Linked DNA regions of Homo sapiens: region 1 is linked to region 2. The links are chromatin loops, found by intact Hi-C in ENCODE. Cell type or tissue: PC-3. All regions are shown on one strand. Links, peaks and the distances in the headings refer to the core of each region. The heading gives the core; the rest is flanking DNA. Region 1 has its middle 35 kb from the start of FEM1C. Region 2 has its middle 110 kb from the start of FEM1C.

Region 1 (5,389 bases), core at 190-5,189, 80 kb after region 2:
TGAATGCATTCCCTCATCTGTAAAATGGAAATAATGCACCTCCTTCACAAGTTATCATGGAGAGTCCATGAGATGTGTCTGTGAGGGAGCCGAGCCTAATGCTTACATGGAAGTGCTCAGGGTATATTCGTTTCCTTCCATCCTTCAAACTCTATAGCTCTTTGCTTTTCATCCATCAAACACGAAACAATGATTTGGCAGGCCATATAGGCTTCTAGAGCATCAATACACAGGCTTTAAAGGTTTGTTTTCTGAGCTTCACATAACCAAATGTATTACATCTAATCAGCCAGAGATGCAGTCTTCTTTGGCTAGAAACAGTCTCAGATCTTGAAAATACATTGCCTTCACTGCATTTTATTCTCAGTGCATCACTAAAATGACAAGCTGCTTTCCTCAGAATGTATCAGGAATTCTGTTTCTTAGCAACACTCCTCCCACAGGCAATAAAAGACAGAACATAATTCCTTTGAGCATTAGGAGTCTGCTCGTAATACTGAAAATGTGGCCAATTTCCCCTTATATGCAGAATTAGAAATCAGTTCTCCATGTTTGAAAGACAATACAATTGAGACCCTTCAAAGTATAGCTTTTGAAAAGTTTAGCAAATTTCTTATTCTAAGGCCTGCTATTTCAGGCCTTATTTTTAATGATGTTACAGAATTTTACTGCATTAGGTCATGATTCAAAATTAAGAATGAAGCATTTCTAATTCTAAGCTCTTTCCTCCTACTACCTCTCAAATTTCCCATCTTTTGAGAAAGTATATCAACATACTCATTTTGACTATCAGCTGCACTCTTCAGTTTTGTATTCCAGATTTCAAAAAATAAAATTTTATTTTTATTTTTTTGAGATAGGGTCTCAGTCTGTCATCCAAGCTGGATTGCAATGGCATGATCACAGCTCCCTATAGCCTCAACCTCCCAGACTCAGGCAATCCTCCCACCTCAGCCTCCTGTGTAGGTGGGACTATAGGCTTGCGACACCATACCCAGCTAATTTTTAAATTTTTTTGTAGAGGTAGGGTCTTGCTATGTTACCCAGGCTGGTCTTGAACCTTTCGGCTCAAGGGATCCTCCTGCCTCAGTCTCCCAAAGTGTTCGGATTACAGGCATGAGCCACTGCATCCAGCCTACATTTTTAATCAAGTATAAAATAAGCTCATTATAGACATAAAGTTTGTTTAAAGGTTAAAATCCAAATACGTCTAGTGTTTATATTAATGATTCACTTTTCCATCAAATAATAATACTATTACTTTTATTTAGAAATTATATGCCAAGGGCCGGGTACGGTGGCTCACGCCTGTAATCCCAGCACTTTGGGAGGCTGAGGCGGGCAGATCACGAGGTCAGGAGATCGAGACCATCCTGGCTAACACGGTGAAACCCCGTCTCTACTAAAAAAAAAAAAAAAAAAAAAAAAAAATTAGCCGGGCACGGTGGCGGGCGCCTGTAGTTCCAGCTACTCGGGAGGCTGAGGCAGGAGAATGGTGGGAACCCGGGAGGCGGAGCTTGCAGTGTGCTGAGATCAAGCCACTGGACTCCAGCCCGGGAAACAGAGCCAGACTCCGTCTCAAAAAAAAAAAAAAAAAGAAATTATGTGCCGGGTACTCTACTTAGCCTTTTAAATGCTTTATTCTCTCCTCATAAAAACCTTGTGGGAAAAGTATTAATTCTCACTAACCATGGAACTGAGACTTAGAATAGTCAATTAACGAGGTCAAGGCCACACAGCTAGTAAATAGAGAGCCATGTAAATAATATATTAATCTTTACTCTCCAATATTTATTTGTTCCCTTTTTGTCTTTATTTTGTGCTCTGCTCGTCACTATCTTTGACCTAGTTTGTTGAATCTAATTGAATGAATAAAACCACATGTAAGTTTACACTTCTAGAAAAGGTGATATTCAGTAGTTTACCAAGGACATTTGAATATATCCAAAATTAATACTTAATCCTTTTACACTGTCATTATATATTGCAAAGATCCAGAATTAACACTTAATCCTTTTACACTGTTATTGTTGGTTGCCAAGAAGATATGTTGAATGAATTCAGTGTAGTAAAAAAGTTTCAGTGAGCTATGAGTTATTTCAGATAAGATTCTCATCACCAGAGCCAAACTATTTTTCATCTGTTTGACAATAGGGTGATTTATCCCATCTTCTCTATGTCTGCAATTTTGTCATGTCCTGCGAATAACTAGGTGACTAGCAAGCAAAACAAATTTGGTCACAATTATTTAAAGTGTGCTGTCATCTGATGAATCTAATTTTTTCTTAGACACGTGACACTTGATGGCTTGCATGTTCTATGACTAAAAACAGTCTTGCCATTATAATTTAATAAGCCACTCCTTAACTTCAACATGAACACTCCAGCAAATGCACTATCTGTTATGCTGTTGGCACAATCCAACAAAATGCATTATCATTCAGCTTTATATTAAGTAGTGTCTTGGGAGAGATCTCTCTCTTTCCATATATATAGAAATATATGAGTATGTAGATATATAGGTATTTCTCTATATATTTACATATATGTATATGTTAAATGAAGTGTCTTAAGGATAAAAATATAATAGATATTTAAAAGAGTGCTTATGATGAAAGAATGTCTTAAATACACATTTCTTCCTTTAGCTACCTTGGGATAGTAGTCCATTGCTAGAGGCATATGACATTATTTTAAAGGGCCATTAAACATTAAATGATTCATATACAAGTAAATAAGAATATAAATAAAAGTTGTACTTTATACACTAAAATAACGCACAAGTGAATTTTTCTAATAAATTAAAGGAAATGCACTATACAAGCTCTTAACCTCCTTGTACCCTGGACCTTGCAGGAAGGTTTATTTGAGTTAGGACTGCAGTCTGTGACTACAAAATGAAGACAGGCTCAATGGCTCAAAAGGTTCTCAGTCCCAAATCTTGGCCTCATTACAGGTTGCTCTAAGCAACTTTGTTTTCTCTTGTGGCAGAGGAATGACACTGTTCACATTCAGAACTGAATTCTATGGGCATACCCAGGGTCACATATGATTCTCAGCACAATTATAATTCTATACTTTTCTGATCTATTAACAAAGTGTAATTAAACTTTGGGGAGAATGTCAATATAAGAATGTTCTTAAATCAACTGTGATTTATAAAACAGCAACTCCCTTAATACTTGGTACTTATGATCCAGCATAGTTTGAAATGACGGTGGTGGATTAGCTTAGTACAGACAATTCTCCCATTCCAAACACGTGGAAAAGCTAGATACATGCACAAAAAAAAATTATTTAAGTAAACGGCTAAGCTTGAAAGGAAAATCCATAAATTTCAAAAATGAAGAGGGTTATTCAAAGTCAGAATAGTAAGTGTATGAGAAAATACCAACTTTAATGGGGGTGAGACCATCTAATGGCTAGGGACTGAGGTTTTAGCACCTACAGAAGGCATCTCCTTGAGACTCAGTTAAACAGAAGCTGAAACTTATCTGAAACTGAATTTCACATAATTGCAGGAACTCTGAAAAGACTATTCCTTGCATAAAGGGAGCCAAGAAAACTTTAGTTTTCAAGTCCAGGGACACAGCAAGAAACTTCCATTGTCTGCCCATTACTCTGGGTTGGGTTAAAAACCAAATGCTCCCATTAAAAACTGGAACTTTAACCCTGCACTTGGTACACTGAATCCAAATTAACTCCATCATCTTCATATAAAATGCCCAAGATGGAAATTTAACATAAGAAGCTGATTCTGGAATTGCTGGGGCCCTGATTACTGTGATGGAATTCTCCCAAAGCCCTGGGCTTACAGATTTTCACTTGGAGAAATGCTAACTGCTGAGCATACCTACAAAAATACAGTGACAATCTACATGAGACAAGTATCCATCAAGCAGTGAGCAGCACTACAACAGGAGGATCAGCACTCTAAGAATTTGAGGTAGCATAATCAAAGGAGACCAGAAAGTAGGGAAGTTTTAAATGATATGTAGAAACTGAAGACAAACAAACAAAAAAAATGGGTAAACTTGTAAAGAAGAAATAGAACTTCTAAAAATAAAAATACAGGCATAGAAATTAAAAAAGTAATAAATGTTAGCAGACAAGATAGGAAGTAATATCATTTGTGAATAGAAGATTTAAGAAAATTAGAACCAAGTACAGAGAGATAGAAGATATGTGAAAAATTAAGACACAAAGAACGGATTGGAAAAGTCTAACAATATGCCTAATAGAAGTTTCAGAAAGAAAGAATAAAGAGAATGAGAGTCCATAGAAAGATATAATGAGTAATAATTTTCCAGAACTAAAAAGAAAGACATGAGTCCACAGATCAAAGAATCATACTGTGGTCACAAGCGGAATAAATAAATAAATCAAAAACAGGTTTCATCATAAACTGAAAAATGCCAAAGACAGAGAGAGAATATCTAAAAGAACATGAGAAAAAAAAAGATTACTCACAACGGAGCAAAGAATGACTGAACTCACTAGCATCAGAGGGCAAAAAACAATAGATTAGTATCTTCAGATTAGTATCTGAGGGAAAAGTAGCTCCTGGGGCTGCACCATGGCATCCATGGGAACCCTCGCCTTTGATGAATATGGGCACCCTTTCCTCATCATCAAGGATCAGGACCTCAAGTCCTGTCTTATGGGACTGAGGCCCTTAAGTCTCATATAGTGGCAGAAAAGGCTGTAGCAAATATGATGAGAACATCACTTGGGCCAAATGGGCTTGATAAGATGATGGTGGATAAGGATGGTGATATGACTGTAACTAACGATGGGTCCCCATCTTAAGCATGATGGATGTCGATCATCAGATTGCTAAGCTGATGGCGGAACTGTCCAAGTCTCAGGATGATGAAATTGGACTTGGAACCACAGGAGTGGTAGTCCTGGCTGCTGCCTTGTTAGAAGAAGCCAAGCAGTTGCTAGACTGAGGCATTCACCCAATCAGAATAGCTGATGGTTATGAGCAGGCTGCCAGCGTTGCTGTTGAACACCTGGACAAGATCAGTCATAGTGTCCTTGTTGACATAAAGGACACTGAACCCCTGATTCCGACTGCAAAAACCATGCTGGGCTGCTCCAAAGTGGTCAAAGTTGGCACCAACAAATGGCTGAGATTGCTGTGAATGCTGTCCTCACTGTAGCAGATATGGAGCGGAGAGATACTGACTTTGAGCTCGTCAACGTAGAAGGCAAAGTGGGCGGGAGGCTGGAGGACACAAAACTGATCAAGGGCGTGATTGTGGACAAGGATTTCCAGTCACCTATAGGTGCCGAAAAAAGTGGAAGATGCTAAGATTGCAATTCTCACATGTCCATTTGAACCACCCAAGCCAAAAACAAAGCATAAGCTGGATGTGACCTCCAT
Region 2 (5,389 bases), core at 125-5,124:
TCTTCTAAAATGCTTGCTGAGCCCAAAAATTTCTTTTAAAAGTGATTGCATATAGAAGAGGAAGGGTGAGACTGAGGAGGGAGAGAGATTCCCAAAGTAGGGAAGAATTTCATTCTGCAATAAAAGATTTTAAAATTAAAGGTAAACACCTGGCTGAGTAACCTAGTTAAGGGACTTCCAGGAGACAGCAGAGCAACACATTTTTGTGTAAATAAACTATTTGCAGAGCCTCCCTTGGTTTGGAGAGTGTGGAAAGCTGAAGACAAAATGAGAAACACCCTCATGAAAAGGAATAATGTCTACAAATGGTGGGGGAAGAGCCCTTTAGGGCTCTTTTTTTCCCCAGCTTACTCAGGACAAAATGTAATAACGACAGCAGAGGAGGGTGTATCATATAACTAACGAGGCCTAAGTTTCAGGTTTCCTGAATTGCACCAGCTCCTTTCAAGGCTCTCTAGCTAATTTTATATTTCTATATGTTTTCTTTTTCTTAAGGAAGGCCTCCCAGATTAAATAAATTTCAGTGGGCAAAATATGGTTTGGCCCCTGAGTGTGCCAGGTAGAGATTCTGTAGCAGAGTTACACAGGTAGGCCACTCTGATGTGAGTCATGGATGAAATGCTTAAATGTGCTTCTTTTACTTTGATGTGCAAGAAGGACCATATGTATTTTTTATAAATCAACCTGATTTCCATTTGGAAGCCCCACTCTGCTAGGTGGTACACACACACACATGCACATGCACACACACACACTACTCCCAGGATGGCTGCTCTGCCCATGCTTGAGACTCAGCAATTGCTGCTGGCACTGAGAACTCCAGAGCATGTGTCCTCGTCTCTTCCAGCACAGCATGCAACCATCTCCTTTGAGCATTAGCTGCTTCCTTGAGCTCTTAGAATGAAAGGCACATTCTCTGCTTGACATTCATAAACCTCTTCTGCTATGGGAGAATAATCTCCTCTTCTCTAACAGTATCCTCCAAGTCACTCGCCTCTTCTGTCAACCTTATCCTCTTTCTTATTCTTTTACGATAATCTTTTGGTGTATTATCCCATAGTATGATGATTAACAAATCAAATATTGGTTTGTCTTTCCATGTGGCAGAAGGCCCTGATCAGCAAACTCTCCCCAAAAGAGAGGAGACTTTACATTAAGTTCTTTTAGTGCAGACAAAAAAGAGAGGGGAAAGCAAACAGTATGATAGTTCCATAAGATAGAATGATTATTTTTAAAAGGCCACACGTCATCGTTTGTAGCTAATCTTGCCTCATCAGTTCTCCAACCACTGGGAGAAAAGGCTGTTTTAAGGCAGAAGAGAAAGCCTCTGATGAATTTAGATGGTGTGGGGGGATATTGCAATGGAAGACTACAGTTCACACAAAAGGAAGTGCTCATTTCTAGGCTTGATCCTGGGGCCAGTGAAAAACTCTCTAAGGGAGTACTCCCCTTGCTATATATGGTTGGCCCAAATATAAACCAGGCTTGTTTTTCAGCTTCATACTTAGTGAGTCAATATTTGCAAAAATGCTGCAAATATCACCTTATGGAAATGTTATTACAGTGTTCTTGTGGTTTACTTTTATTGTTTGCTTGTTGTTTTTCTACTCCAAGTTTATTATAAGGCCTCTTTCAGGCAGTTTTTCAGCCTAATGTAGAATGGTATGGTTCAGTGCATAAACAGCCATACACACCCTCTCATGTCCAGAATTGATCAAGTAAACTCTGACTTCTCATTTCCTTAGACAGGATTGCCCCAGTCCCAAAGGGAAGGAAAGCTGGCACAGTAGGTATTTACCCAGTGTGGTATGCAGGGGTAGTGCAACCATACTGTGCAAAGGCCCCAGCACAAAAAAGAAAAGTGCACTCTTTCTACAAATTGGGGCCAGTTCTCTGTTGTTTCTGTTCTGTTTGTTTTTGGCGCAGTTTCCTGATTCAGATGAATCCATTTTGCATTAACAGAACAAACAAGTGCATAGAAGGGACTTGTGCTCAAAGATGTGATGTTTAGATTCAGTGATGAATTAAATCTTTTAGGGAAAATGAGCCTCTCTTAGGGTTCCTCCTGAGGGCTATATAAACTCTGTGATACTAATCTAGCAGGGTGTCTATACTCCTGAGGATTGATAGCTTCCTGTTCAGGTTTGTGTGCCACCAACTCGCCCAAACAACTCTCTTGCTAATAATGTTTTAGATTCCCCTAATAATACCCAGCTTAGGCCTGAGCATACCAGATAAATTGAAACAATAGTTATCAGTTGATTCTACCTCTCTATATTCAGCTTGTAACTAACACCCCAGAAGAGAAATTCCTCCTGCATTAACCTGCTGACACTGGCCACGATTTCAAGCATACTTTGAGTTTTCTATCACTCTCATTGTTTTGTATCTCAGAAACCCACTGGTGCCTGTCTCTACATTTAATCATCTGACATTTGTAAGCCTTCAGTAATAGCACCATCAAGTTTACCCAGGATGTTTACCATCAGTTACTCATCACAGTACACCTGCAGGGCAGGTAGCTGTTGGGACTGCATTTTATAGGACAGGAAACATACCCCAAATGATGACACACAGGGAATCTGAGGCAGCACCATGATCCAAATTCTAGATACTAAAGCTGTACCTGACCCAATACAGTAAATGCTAATGCGTTAGGTGGATTTTCATCACTGTATAGTTGACCTGTTACTCAAAGCACTGCCTTCTCTAGAAAACCTTTTTCCAACCACTCCAGTCCACAGTTACTCTCTCTTGAAGCAACCTTCCCCAGCTCCTTCCCAAACTCCAGACATATTTTCTTTGTATATTATATTCATATTTAATCACATCCTCTCTGTATGGTCAATCGTTTTCAGGTTATATTACTTTCTTTCTGGAATATGATCTCCTCAAGGATACTTGGATTTGTATTCCTCCATCATTCCTAGCACTGTGCTTATTCCCAGATGGGCCTGAAAATGCACTCTCCCGTGGCCACTGCTGGCCTGGCTGGCTGCTGAAAACGATAAACTGAACTAGGATGTGCTTCTCAGCTTGACCCAAAAGGAACACATAGACTACCCACTGCCAGGTACTGCCTCCCTGGTGGACTCCTCTGAACCAAGCAGGTAACAGGCATTGCCTCCCTGCAGTCCTTGCAGAAGTCTTGTACTGTAACATGCCCTCTTGGCCTCACAAGTTCATGTGTAAGCAGTTCATGAGCTAACCTTGAAGTGAGCACCCATGAATTGCCAGCTTGCCCTGGGGAGCTGGGCAGCAAAGACAGAGCTGAGTAAGGCTGGCCTCTGTGTTCAAACCAACAAGCTCAAGAGTGTCTAATTATTTCTAGAGACGCTGCTCTGCTGTGGCAGGTCTACACCTGTCTACTCAGCAAGCATCCCATTTAACTTGTACATGCAGGGAAAGCAAAAAGGCATGTTCACTTTTACAAAAGGTAAACATGTTCAAAGTAGAACATTTGGGAAATAAGTCTATAAAATTATAAAGCTATCCATTTTATATTTAGCCAAATATAAAATTGATATTTATCCAAATATAAAATTACAACGCTATCTCTGGTTGTTTATCTCACCACGCAGAGATAAACAACATTAACATCTTGGTATATTCTTTCTAGCCTAATTTTTCTTTATAAAATATTTTTCTCACATAGCTGAAATTGTACAGTTTTATAACCTGATTTTTTTCACTTGACATTAGGATTTCACTTAGCATTTTCTCATGCTTCTGCTACTATATTGTTCATATGTCATGTTAATATTACTGGAGTGTGCTACTGAGAAACCTGTCCCAAATCATTCCACTGTAATTTTTTCAGGAAAGAGTCAAACCCTCTTCCTGCTGGAGAAAATAAATGTCATTTCTCATGACAAACCTAAGGTTTTCAGCTATATAAAAATGGCCTGTGTGGCTGACTACTGATGCCCCACTCTTATTTCTCTGGATCTAATCACTTGGAGAAATGGTAGACTTTTTTCTTGCCAGCTGACAGTTTCTCATCTAAAGCACCAAGACTTTCTTCTTCTCTGCCTTGGGGTTTTCTCCAAGATTCAAAGCCCCAGAAGCAATCTTCAACCAATGAGTGGAGAGTTGGTAGATAAGTACCCCATTTTCTTGAACCTCTTTGGCAAGGTTTGGAAGCCATTCTACTCAGTTACTCTAAGGTTCCTGGAAAGACCAATCCCCAGGTGCCCATTTGGGTGGAATTCACATACCATTGACATTTTCTCCTTTCCTGTCTCGCTGTTCCCACTTAGTCAGTGATGCACCCTGAGGCCCACTCCTGAATAACTACCCAAACTTGGCCTTGTTTCAGGTCTGTTTTGAGGGAGGATCAGACCCAAACAAAAACAGTTACCTAAAAGCTTATCAAGAAAGAATGTAGAGGAGAAAAATATTGTTTCACATCTGGCCAATAAATTATTTACTACTACTAATCAGGTGCCCTATGTGGAAAATATAAGAGCTTACATCACTAACTTAGACTGTCTGAAACCTTCCTTTCTGAGCCATCCTTATTCCCTTCCAGGTCCTTTGAAAATTCTGTCCATAATTTTACGCAAAAATAGAATGGTAGTTCCCATTTCTTTGGTGGTCATTCTTTAGAACACACTTATTGTTTGTCTTCAGAGCTATTTAGAAACAGCCCTGTCACCTTCAGTGGCTGTTCTGTGAAGAATCTGGAGGCACACTAATTTGAAATGTCAGTGGATTTAAACAGATTGAAGTGTCTGTTAAATCCAACCAATAGGTTAATAGTCTTTGTTTATACAGCTGTGGTTTGATATAAACCTGCAGGAGCAGTTGAGTACCACATAAATAACTTACTGAGGAGTGCTTAAGGCCAATTCATGAAGCAATAGATATTTCAAATAAATCAGAGAGCCAAAGAGTCTTTGAAACCTCAAACTGTTTACAAAAGAACTGAGACTTTGTCTTCCCTCACAAAATAATGTGAACCCTTACCACACTTCTGGACATTCTCTACTAAGAAGGATTTCATATCCCAATGATTTAAGAGCCCAGGGCCCTTCCCTATTGCCTTTTTCTTAGGACCCTCATTTCCTATACTAGTATGCCTTTTTCTCCTTCAGTACTTGCTTTTATGCTACTTGTTATTTAGAAACAGATCAAAATCTTTAGAGGCTAAGTTACAGGACATCACCCATTCCTCACTGATACATAATTGAAAATCAACACAATTCTGAATCACAAAATAAGTATAAGAAAGACAACAAAGTTCTGATATTTCTTGTGATGAGTATTTTGATACTTTTTTGAAATATCAAATATATTTCAAAAATATTTCTTTTCTACTACCTTCTGCATGTGCTGAGTTTGCCTATTCAATAACTTTGCCAGTGACACATCTGAGATTATGAATAAG

Evidence for each region. Hi-C counts contacts between places; a loop is a spot of excess contacts. Peaks named below come from ENCODE experiments on the same cell type or tissue, not always from the same donor. Only the 100,000 strongest peaks of a DNase experiment are listed, where the experiment ranks them.
Region 1: it touches region 2 in a loop (3-fold over the local background); 3 of 110 quality-filtered maps call a loop at or near these places.

What each region holds. Positions count from the first base shown.
Region 1 is chr5:115,507,501-115,512,889 of GRCh38, forward strand. It overlaps the pseudogene CCT5P1. Among named protein-coding and RNA genes, the nearest start is that of FEM1C, 35 kb to the right of the region's middle. In PC-3, for the core only: no CTCF peak of the experiment used is centred there; no DNase peak of the experiment used is centred there; H3K27ac peaks cover 418 bases.
Region 2 is chr5:115,428,060-115,433,448 of GRCh38, forward strand. No RefSeq gene overlaps it. Among named protein-coding and RNA genes, the nearest start is that of FEM1C, 110 kb to the right of the region's middle. In PC-3, for the core only: no CTCF peak of the experiment used is centred there; DNase peaks (open chromatin) are centred at 1,592 and 2,502; H3K4me3 peaks cover 616 bases; H3K27ac peaks cover 4,126 bases.